2 separate regions of the Homo sapiens genome follow, and region 2 is linked to region 1. A link is a contact called in ENCODE Hi-C data. All regions are on one chromosome and are shown on one strand. Each heading gives the region's core, a stretch centred on a gene start or an enhancer-like site at or near the end of the contact. The rest is flanking DNA. Distances are from core to core; before and after follow the strand shown.

Region 1 (5,580 bases), core at 2,016-4,515:
GCAGTGATCAAGACAATGTGGTATTGACATAAGGACAGACATACAGATCAGTGGAACAGACTTGAACGTCCGGAAATAAATCCAAAAGTGTCTATGGTCAATTGATTTTTGACAAGGGTGGCAAGGCCTTGCAATGAAGAAAGAAAAGTCTTTCTAATAAATGGTGCTAGGACAAATGTATAGCTGCATGTTAAAAAAAATGGAGTTGGATACCTACCTTATACCCTATACTAAAATTAACTCAAAGTGGATCAACCACCTAAATATGAGCTAAAACTATAAACCCTTTAGAAAAAAACCTAGGAGCAAATCTTAATGACCTCAAATTTTGCAATGGATTCTTAGATATGGCACCAAAAGCATGAGTAATGAAAAAAATTTAGATAAATTGGACTTCATCAAAATTAACCTCTCTGTGGCTGGACGCGGTGGCTCATGCCTGTAATCCCAGCACTTTGGGAGGCCGAGGTGGCCGGATCACCTGAAGCTGGGCGTTCGAGACCAGCCTGACCAACATGGAGAAACCCGGTCTCTACCAAAAATACAAAATTAGCCAGGCGTGGTGGCGCATGCCTGTAGTCCCAGCTACTCGGGAGGCTGAGGCAGGAGAATCACCTGAACCCGGAAGGTGGAGACTGCAGTGAGCCGAGATCACGCCATTGCACTCCAGCCTGGGCAACAAGAGCAAAACTCTGTCTCAAAAAAAAAAAAAAAAATTAACCTCTCTGTTTCAAACAATAACATCAGGAAAGTAAAAAGACAATCTACACAATGGGAGAAAGTATTTGAAATCATATATCTGATAAGGGACTTGTATCTAAAATATGTAAGGATTTTTGTAAAAAAAAAAAAAAAAATTTACAAGTGGGCAAAATATCTAACCAAACATTTCTCCAAAGAATAACATACAAATGGCTAATATGCACAAGAAAAGATGCCTGACATCACTAGTCATCAGGAAAATGGAATCAAAACCACAGTGAGATGCTGTGAGTCACACATCAAGTGTTGACAAGAATGTGGAAAAATCAGAACCCTCATATACTGCTTATGGGAACATAAAATGGTACTACCACTTTAGAAAAGTGTATGGCAGTTCTTCTAACTATTAAACGCAGTTACAGTATAATCTTATGACCTACCAATTCCATTCCTAGGTATAATCTAGGAGAAGTGAAAATAAATGCCCACATAAAAACTTACATGGAAATGTTTATAGCAGCATTATTTATAATAGCTAAAAGGTAGAAACACCAATGTCTAACAACTGATAAACGGATACGTAAAATGTGGTAATTGATACAATGCAATATTATTCAACTTTATAAAGGAATTCTGATGCATGTGACAACATGGATGAACCTTGAAAACACGCAAAGTGAAAAAGCCAGTTACAAAAGACCATATATTATATGATTCCATTTATATGAAAAGTACAGAATAGGTGAATCTACAGACAGAAAACAGACTAGTGGTTGCTTAGGGCTGAGGGTAATGGTGGTACTGAGGTGACTGCTTAAAGGTACATGGTTCTGTTTTGAAGTGATGAAAATGCTCTAAAATTAACTGTGGTAGTGATTACATGTATCTGTGAATGCATTAAATATTATTGAACTGTACACTTTAAATGGGTAAATATATGGTATGTGAATTATATCCTAATAAAGCCTATAAAAAAAGCTCATTTTTTTAAAAATGCAAACTGATGTATGTTTAGAATATGCTTTAAAAGAGGTCATGCAAAAGGAAAAGTGGGTTAGATAAAGCAAATGTGGCAAATCTTGATAGTTTTTGAATCTGGGTAATGAGTATATGGGGATGCATTGTGGCTTTCCTTCCCCCCTCATGTTGGACAGTTGTGGATGAGGCTGACTGTTAAACATTTTGGATCTCTAAATACTAGGCTTTTGTTTGAAAAAATTTCTCTAAAAAAAAAAAAAAAAGGCAAGTACTTCCAAAACACAATCCATCAATTCTCCAAAGCAGCATCTAATTATTTGATTGGCAACTGGATTTCTTGACTGTGGTATAAGTAGACTAAACACTAAACAGTACTCTGAACAATCTGTGGTTTTGCCTGCACTGTAGTTTTGCTTTAAGTTGGTATTTACAAAAATGACACCTGCAACTTTAGATTTAACAAGATTTTAAAATTACATGCATTTTTTACTGCCTAGTCTTATTTCGGACCCATTTTTTTCATTCTATTTCACTAGGCACTAATGTAGGCATGTGGTTCTATACAAATTATAGTTAAGATCAACAGTGAGGTGAATTACAGCAAAATTATCAATAAAAAGTTACCTGCTGACACAGCGCCGATAATTGTCAAAATATATTCTTCCTCTCTCATAGGCTATAGGTGACCTGGAATGAGTTGTCCAGACATTCTTAAATTTAGTACTTTCCTAAAAGACATAAAGAATTTCCGTTCAGGAAAGAACTCTTAGGCTTTAAGTTAGATTTTAAATTTTCAAAGCAACATAATGTCACCTATATTATTTTAAAACTTTTTGCATCCTTCCTCCACTCTGCCCTCATGTTTTGGCTTAATGAGGTGACCAACTTTTAGAATAATTGTTTCCAGGTAAGACATAAGAAGCGTAAAACTAAAAGCAGCTGGTGGCCCTATTACCACCTATCCCAGATTCCGGGCTTGTATCCTCCTCCCCATCACATGTGACCCTATAAAGGGAGGCCCCAGCGCGTTAAAACCGCATCCCCGCAGGAGGCTCGGCCGCCGCGCGCCCGCGGCCCTCCGTCCCGCCCCGGCCGGCTGGCGGTCACCTGGCACACCAGCGCCCGCAGGATGCCCAGGTTGGTCCTCTGCACCACGCCTGCGTCGCGCGAGAAGCAGCCCAGCGCCCGGCGACTCAGCCGGCTGCACACGTTGGGCTTCCGGGTCGGGCCCATGGAGGCGCGGGCCGGGCCCTGGGTAGGCTGGGCCGCCGAGTGGCGCGCCCCACACTCCCGTGCTGGGCAGCCGCCGCTGCCTTCGAATTTCGAGGCCCAGACTTTCCCGGCGGGGCCCAGGGAAAGCTGACACGGGGAGGCGGGCAGGGAGCACCCGACGGCGGGGCGAGGGAAAGCAGAGCCGCTTGCACCGCCAGAGCGCGGAGAGAAGGGAAGAAGCACTCCCTTTTCGATCTGCCCCAGGCTCTCTGGCCGCTGACAGTGCGACGCTCCGGTACCGCGCGGCCGGCCGGAGCCGCTCTCTCACCGGGAAATGTAGTTCCTAGTGCCTCGTGAGGCAGCCCGGCTTCTCCCAGGAACTACAATTCCCGTCAGGCGGCGGGGAGCGAGGGCTTGCCCGGCCCTGCCTCTGCCTGCCGCGGCCCCGCCTCCTCCGGCCCGCGGAGGCTGCGCTGTCTTGCGGGCGCGCTTCTCTGTGCTGCGAGTGGCTAGCTGGGCAGAGCCCTGGGGGCGCGGTGCTGCCGCCTCCAGGTCTCCGCCCCGTGTGTGCGCCCTGCACTTAGGGATCCCTCCCTCACTGCCCCGGTACTCACAAGCTTCTCGGCCCCGACCTTCGCCCTGGGAGGTTCTGGCCAGGTGCCGGGAGGGGCGCTGTGTCGAGGGCGATCCCCCCAAAGCAGCGTCCCGTGCTAAAGGTACGCCCCGCGGCTTTCCCTTCAGCCGCATGTTGGCTGAGGGGGACGGTAAACTGTGCTTTTGTATTAGGAAGATGCTGGCTTCCCATTCACTCTTAGTTTCACCCTCCAAACTGGGATTGAGTTACTCTTTCCCGGAGGCTTGTCCTTGGGTGGCCTGCGGGGACACTGACTGGTTTTGCGATAATTGCTTCATTTCATTTCCTCTCGCCTCCATTCTTTTTTCTTTATAGGGAATAAAATATGAAATGCTTACATTCTTATTGGACGGCCTAAGATATTCCTCGTCGATGTCTCTAAGTAAAAGATATACTTTGTTAACTAGCCCTGCCTGTATGTTCAAAGTTCCCAGCACACTAAACTTTCAGCAAGCTTGCACCACATGTGTCCCACCGCCATGCTCTAAGTCCCTTAAGGGTGGGGCCGCTGTATCTCCCACGTGGACTTGGGCATGCTACCTCTTGTTCATAGGTGCTCAAAGAAAGCCAGCGATCGCACCTGACTGGCAGAGCAAAAAGTACAGTACAGCAGGTCCTTGAATCGCATTTTTTCGTTCAGTGTCATTTTGTATAACTTGATGAGAAAAAATAATAATTTCCTACCGGGGCTACTGTTTGTGTGGATCTTGCCCCTTCTCCCCACGTCTGCATGGGTTTTCACCAGGTACCCCAGGGTACTGCCTCCCACATCTCAGTGCAGGCTGGATGAATTGGCCTTGTCTGTGTTTCCTGTCTGAGTGTGAGTGTGAGTGCTCCCTGCGATGGAATGTCGTCGTGTCCAAGGGTTGGTTCCCACCTTGCACCCTGAGCTGAGGGGATAGGCTTCAGCCACCCTCGACCCTGAACTGGAATAATTAGGTAAATAACTATCTTACTTGTTTTTATTAATCTTCCTTAAATGTATGTATAGCTCCCATTTATTTCAATGTTTAATATTAGAAGTGTTTTGGTTTGTATTTAGGAGTTTGGTGATGTTTTTGTGACCAGAAATATGTTATAGGAACTTAACTTTTGTTTATATCAATTGGCCTATGGTAAAAATGGTTTTGTTATATGTCATTTTGCTTACAGTCAGTTTCCAAAAATCTGTTGATGACATTAAGTGAGTACTTACAGTACTGGGTGAGTGTGTTGGGTCACAGTTTAAGTGTTTAGTAAACATTGGCCATATCTCTTTTTAACCCTGCTGAATTTCCTTCAGGGCTCGAGCTTTTGCTGATTTTTCATGACTTATTTACAGCATACGGTAGAGTGCTTTGTATATTTTTAGAGAGTGCTACAATAGTTAATTTGGTAATTCATGAATGCAGCTGTCACTGAGAAAACTGGAACCCAGAAAAGATAACTGGGTTTTCTTTGGCTTAAATGAAATTCAAATCATTTCTGAATTGAATTCATCAACTCTCTCATTTCTCTTTCCTCTTTGCCCCCACTTGTTTGTCTTCTTTCTTGTGGCCTTTATTTCACCACCAAGTCGTCACCAAGGGAGAGTCATCCTGGATGCCTTGCTGTTCCTCACCCACAACCAAGTCCTTTAGACTCTTATCCATCTCATCTTCATTTCACCTAAGTAATTTAGGGCCTCACCATTTTTTATCACATTATTAAGTAGTCTCTTAATTTCTGCCTTACTTGTGACACAGGATTTTTTTTTTTTGACGTTGCTTTGCCACTGGAGACCTCCGCAGCTGGAGACCTACCCAGGCCTTGCTCGGGCTGGGCTTGCCACAGGAGGTGCCCTGCACAACTGGCCCACTGGGCCACTCCTGGCTTGCACGCAGGTGTGGATCCTGTGGCCACCTGACTGTGGGCTCAGCCCCTGGCAGGAGAGGGTGTCTGAGCTGGTGAGTGCAGAGTTGTGTGGTATCCAGCTGGTTGCTCCAAGTGCCGGCACAGGAGCTGGCTCCGTGCACCGCTTGCGGCTGGACCAGGCATGTCACAAGTGACTCCCACAGTGGGCTCTGGAGTCCAGA
Region 2 (5,580 bases), core at 1,113-3,612, 1.7 Mb after region 1:
ATTTTTTCTTTGTACTTGTTTAATAATAGAGGAGTTCCACATTCTGTTGTCAATAGACATTTAGTGCTGTACTAGAAATTAAAATGTCTCCAAAAATTAAGAATATGAACAAAGATTTAGTTTTAAGAATGTGAATCTGTTTTGAAACCAATTTGTTAAAATTCCAAAAAGTTAACTGTTCTCTTCAAAAGCACAATCTATGTCTATTTGGTATGTCTGCAATGTTTCCATAGTGTAACAATATCCTGCATACTTTACACAATAATGAAAATTAAAAACTACACAGACATCCAAGAATTGGGAAATAATTAAGTAAGATATGCATGTGATAGCAAATAACAGAATATCCAGCCAGTAAAAGCCAAGATATTCAGTTCAAATTAAATAAGCAAGTCACAAAATAGTGTGTACAGTATAATCCTGTTTTTGTTTTAGAAAATGTTTACATGTGCAGTGGGATGGTTATGGTTGGTTCAACCGTAGTTCACACTTTTTCTACATCAATTTTGTAATAAAATTTTTTTCTTCTCAGAATAATTTAAACTCTGTTTCAGATCAGAGTGCATATGCTACCTTATTAAATTCACAACAAAGAAATAAAAGAGTGGTGGGTATAGGACAAATAACTCTAGATTGACTTGGTTGTGACAATCCACAGGTTGGAGCTGGAATCTCGAGTCTGAAGTCAAATTATATCTGACCACCATGTCAAATTGGCAAGTAACTGACATCAAATCATGAGATTCAATACTTTTGTAACCAATTTTGTTAAAATTCCAGAAAATTGTTGTTGGGAGACAATTTTCCCTGCGTCTCTGGTGGTTCTGCATGTCTTACTGACTGCCCTTTCCTCTAGACTATTGTCTCAAGGATGTTTGTACACTGGACAGCCTTGAGAAACATGCTTATTTGTCCAAATGATAAAGATCTGGGTTCCCTAAGCTCAGGGCTCCTTTCCTGTAATTCGACACACACTACATCTAGGTGACTTCTTGCCCACTTTGCATTATCCTGTGGGAACTGGGGCTTTAGGGAACTCAGGCGAAATTGCTGATTTACTGGCTACTGCTGGGAGTAATTCATTCCTGAAATGAATAGTCTTGTGTCTTCCATGAAACTGCCAGGCTAAGTTAGCCTGCAAACAGGGTAAAAATCTCTGTTCCTTCCCAGTTCTTGAAACTTTTTTTTTTTTTGAGACGGAGTCTCGCTCTGTCGCCCAGGCTGGAGTGCAGTGGCACGATGGTCGGCTCACTGCAAGCTCCGCCTCCCAGGTTCACGCCATTCTCCTGCCTCAGCCTCCAGAGTACCTGGAACTACAGGCGCCCGCCACCACGCCTGGCTAATTTTTTTGTATTTTTGCTAGAGACAGGGTTTCACCGTGTTAGCCAGGATGGTCTCGATCTCCTGACCTCGTGATCCGCCCGCCTCGGCCTCCCAAAGTGCTGGGATTACAGGCGTGAGCCACCGCGCCTGGCCCCCAGTTCTTGACACTTTTTAAGGTATAGTTCCAAAAACCTACCAGCGCTGTATGTGCACAAACTAATTTCTGTCTTCAAATATTTTCTTAATTATTCCATACTTACCAGCATTATTACGTGGAACATCTGATAGAAAACCTAAAGAAAAATAGCACGACTATGTGTTAGAACATTCGTTATTAAAAATCTTTTTGTTCTTTCATTTTGAGAGACTCCAATTTGGTGCATTATGTGTACACGTCAGAGCCAACTTGTTAGTAATGAAGTTATCTGTACATCAATGTGTTAGAAAAGCATCTTTTGAAACCAAACGCGCAGCTACTCCTAACAGATTTCTGTGGTCATGTATTTACCAAGAAATTTAAAATATCTCAAAGGTCCTAACGTAAATATTCTAAGCATATCATTACGTTTTAACATTCCTATTTTTAAAAAACTTGGCCCCATCTAGTCCTGACCATGCCTCAGAAACCAAAGGATTAAAAAAACAGCGTTTATGTCAGCGAATCCGCGGGTTTTTATAGTTAAGGGAGGGCTTTGCTCCTCACACTCCACCCGCGAGGAGATCTGCGGACGCACACACCACGCCTAGGCCTCGCGCGCTCACACACCTGCCGGCTCCACCCCGAGGGTAGGCATCGGACCCAATCGGGGGTCGTCCCCCATGGGGAGCGCGCAGGTGGGGATGGGAGTAGCAGGCAGGGCGGGGGCCCACGGGCTTCTCACTGACCCAGTCCCGCCGTCGGCAGCCGCCCCGGCGCCCGTGACGCTCCTGCGGGTTCAGTCCTTTGGCCTCGCCCCACGCCTGCCCTCTCGGCAGCCCCACTCACAAGCCCAGCTCGCAAGCGCAGGCGCCTCTCTTCTCTAGCCCGACCGCCAACTGCAGCACCTCCCTTGTTCCTCGGCTACGGCTGGCGTCACTTCCGGCGGCGTTGCCAAGCAACCGCGTGGTACGAGTAACAACTCCACCGGCTGGCGTCCGCGGCGCTTGGCGCCACAGTCACTTTTCCAGATCTAGGAGCATCATGGACACCTCGTCAGAGATGCTGGTACGGTTTGGACGGCGCTGTGGACGGGCGAAGGAAAGTACAGGTGAGCTAAACTGACCTATCCAGGGACAGGGATTGTTTCTGGACCCCCGGCATGGAGTGAGAGGCGAGGATGCCGAATGAGGGCTTCAGTTGCCTTTTGAAATGGACTCCACCAGGTCGAAAGCATCCTCAATAAGCATCTTTGGGCTCTGTGTGAAGTTAGGCCGTCTTGCCCTCAGGTGAATGGGTGAAGGAGGGAAACGGGGAGTGGAAGTGGGTGGGAGAATGTTTACAGAAATAGGGGTGGAGAAAAGATAGGAAATCAGAGACCCCCACCCCCAGCCCCAGCTGACCTAAAACTGCGCAGTTGCAGCTCTGAGAGTCTGGGTTTTGTTAAATTTCCCGCACGCTTAAAGTTTGTTATTCACTGATTGAATTGGAATATCTCTTGGAAATATAAGTCACCTCTTTAGAGGCTTGGCTCTTCTGCAAACCTGCTGATTGGTCTTTACTAAAAGTCTCTGAAGGAAATATCTCCATTTCCTCCTCTCTAAAGTAAATATAAGGTCTCTCTCTAAGTCAAATGCTTTTAGAGAGTTAAAAAAAAATCGTGTGACATAAAGTACTGTAATTCAGGTGACCTGTTATAACAATTTGATTTTGGAATAGAAATAGACTTCTAAAGAACTCTATCAATTCTAGCTACAACAGTTTCTTACGTCTGTAAATTAGCAATTAATGTTGTCATGGTGACAACTAGAACTTTGGCAATTTGAAGTATCTTCATGTCATTGCCCGAGCTTCTGTAGCAATAGTGCCCCCTGCACCAGATGCAGAGTGACAGCCAGTCATTCTTCACTAGTGGATATTTATGCAGTGGAGGTTTTATGAGGTTAGCAGCGGACTTTTGCCATGTAAAAGGAAAGAAACAGTACCAACATGGCCAGTTTTGGAAAAGCACAATTAGTCCCACACATTCACTTTCCTGCATATGCATTTCTGCACTACCTGGTTTAGATTTACCTAATAGTTGTTAAATAATGTTTTGTGGCAACTAGCTCAAAAGCTTCCACCTGAGCCTCACTGCTAAATTTTAATCTCCATTTTTAGGGGAAGGCTAAGTTGGAGAGAGGTTCAGAGATGTGTGCAGCTATTAGTAAAATAAATAATTTATAAAGATTTAGTGGGATGACATCAGCCAGAATGGTGAAATAGGATCTATGCCTGAAATCCTCTCCTCCATAAAATCAACAAGAACAGTGGCAAAAATCATCAATATCGACTTTTTCAGAACTCTGGAAATTAACCAAAGGCTTGCAACAATTTGTAGAGTGTTTACTAAAGAAAAACAGCTGGATTTTTGTAACAACAGCAAGGTTTTTGGCATTTTAACTTGCCATAGTCCTATACTTTTCTCCCAGCCCCGTGTCAGCCTAGATAACCACAGTAATCACAGTGAAAAATAGTGACTTAGCAACTGGTAGAGGGGACAAAACAGAATTTGACCCACTCCAAAGCCAGACAACTGTTATTATTCGACATGTTTGATAGTTCCTTGGAAAATCTCACTCATGAGGCTTATTGTTATTTAGTCTGACTTCAAACTCACCAAGTATGTTTGTCAAATGTTCAGTGGCAATTTTAAATATCACAGCTATCAGAGGCATGTGTGGGAACTTAATCCCCAATGTAAAAATGTTGGAAGGTAGGGACTAATGAGAGGTGATAGGCCATGAGGGCAGAGTAAAGGGATTAATGCCATTATCTGGGGAATGGGTTCATTATAAAAGTGGGAAAGTTGGCCCTCTTCTTTCTCTCTCTCTCTCTCTGTCTCTGTGTGGTGTGTGTGTGTGTGTGTGTGTGTGTGTGTGTGTGTGCGTGCGCCTGTTGCCCTCTCTTTGCCCTTTTGCCATGTAATGCCTTCCATCATGTTATGATGCGGCAAGAAGGCCCCTGCCAGATGCTGGCACCTCGATACTAGCTTTCTCAGCCTCCAGAACCATAAGCCAATAAATTTCTATTCCTTATGAATTACCGAGTCTCAGGTATTCTGTTATAACAGCATGAAACAGGCAGGCAGTGATACAGTTGGGAGGCAAACAACAAGCTGACCGAAAATCTTAAAAGGATCAGTTGGGAAGTGATATGTCCATAGGGGGCTTTGGAAAGCTCCTGACATATTCCTGGGAATCTAGAAGGCCAAGTGCATGCATAGAGCTATGTATATGCCCAGGAAAGACCTGCAAATGCCTCTCACCTATGACTTACCTTGAGACTCTGTTTAAGAAAGAAGTAGAGGCTAAGATGGAGTTGTAAATTGCCTGCCCGAGCATTGAAGGCATGCCTTAATACTCATAGACAGTCCTTTGGCAAAGACTGGGAGACTTGTTAGTTCCAGTCATCCAAAGATATGTCTGTCTAGTTATTAGCTGACCACTAAGCAAACCAGAGACTGCAGTGACTCCAGTGGCCACATGTGACAAAGAATACAGACTACAGAATTGGTTCAGAGAAGTCCTGAAACAAACAACAACAGCAGGAATGAGAAACTTTGGGTGTATGTAGAAATCTGATTTCCAGAGTTGACACATATATGTACAGTTTTTAATAAAAATTATGAAAGATGAAAAGAAATAAAGTATGACCCAAACACAAGAAAAAGGTTTCAATAGAAAGTGTCTTTGAAATGGACTCCACCAAGTTGAAAGCATCCTCAATAATCATCTTTTGGCTCTGTGGAAGTCTGGCCATTTTGTGCTCAGTTGAATGGGTGGAAGAGGGAAAGGGGGAGTGGAAGTGGCGGGGAGGATGTCTACAGAAGTAGGGGTGGACAAAAGATAGGAAATCAGAGACTGCCCCCCCAACTGACCTAAAACTGTGCAGTTGCAGTTGTTGTAAGCCCAGATGTTGGATTTACTAGATACAAACTTTTGTAAATTTATAGCTATTGTAAATATATTTAAAGAACTAAAACAAAAGTCTAAAGAACTATAGAAAAGTATTAAGAATGTTGTCTTACCAAATAGAGGATATCAATGAATATTTAAAAAAATTATAAAAAGGAACTGAAC

What was found. A loop is a pair of places that touch in the nucleus more often than their neighbours do. Pooled maps may share reads with other maps.
Region 2: a loop to region 1 is called in a map of CD8-positive, alpha-beta T cell, with 17 times the contacts of the local background. The contact joins the promoter of PHOSPHO2-KLHL23 here to the promoter of DCAF17 in region 1. A Hi-C loop is called at or near these places in 4 of 168 maps with a recorded cell type or tissue (CD4-positive, alpha-beta T cell, CD8-positive, alpha-beta T cell and naive thymus-derived CD4-positive, alpha-beta T cell) and 7 of 50 pooled maps.

The regions. Positions count from the first base shown.
Region 1 is chr2:171,431,911-171,437,490 of GRCh38, reverse strand. It overlaps DCAF17 (DDB1 and CUL4 associated factor 17), which reads right to left and starts at 3,265. Exons shown (of 14, transcript NM_025000.4): 1 at 2,788-3,265; 2 at 2,305-2,408. The coding sequence starts at 2,913. It overlaps METTL8 (methyltransferase 8, tRNA N3-cytidine), which reads left to right and starts at 3,501. Exons shown (of 10, transcript NM_001321154.2): 1 at 3,501-3,608. RefSeq lists enhancers at 2,439-2,998, 3,818-3,887, 3,560-4,120, 4,098-4,267 and a silencer at 2,598-3,507.
Region 2 is chr2:169,691,251-169,696,830 of GRCh38, reverse strand. It overlaps PHOSPHO2-KLHL23 (PHOSPHO2-KLHL23 readthrough), which reads right to left and starts at 2,362. Exons shown (of 5, transcript NR_144936.2): 1 at 2,209-2,362; 2 at 1,584-1,616. It overlaps CFAP210 (cilia and flagella associated protein 210), which reads left to right and starts at 2,426. Exons shown (of 9, transcript NM_001085447.2): 1 at 2,426-2,570. The coding sequence starts at 2,504. It overlaps PHOSPHO2 (phosphatase, orphan 2), which reads right to left and starts at 2,362. Exons shown (of 4, transcript NM_001008489.4): 1 at 2,209-2,362; 2 at 1,584-1,616. RefSeq lists a silencer at 2,054-2,333 and an enhancer at 2,464-2,643.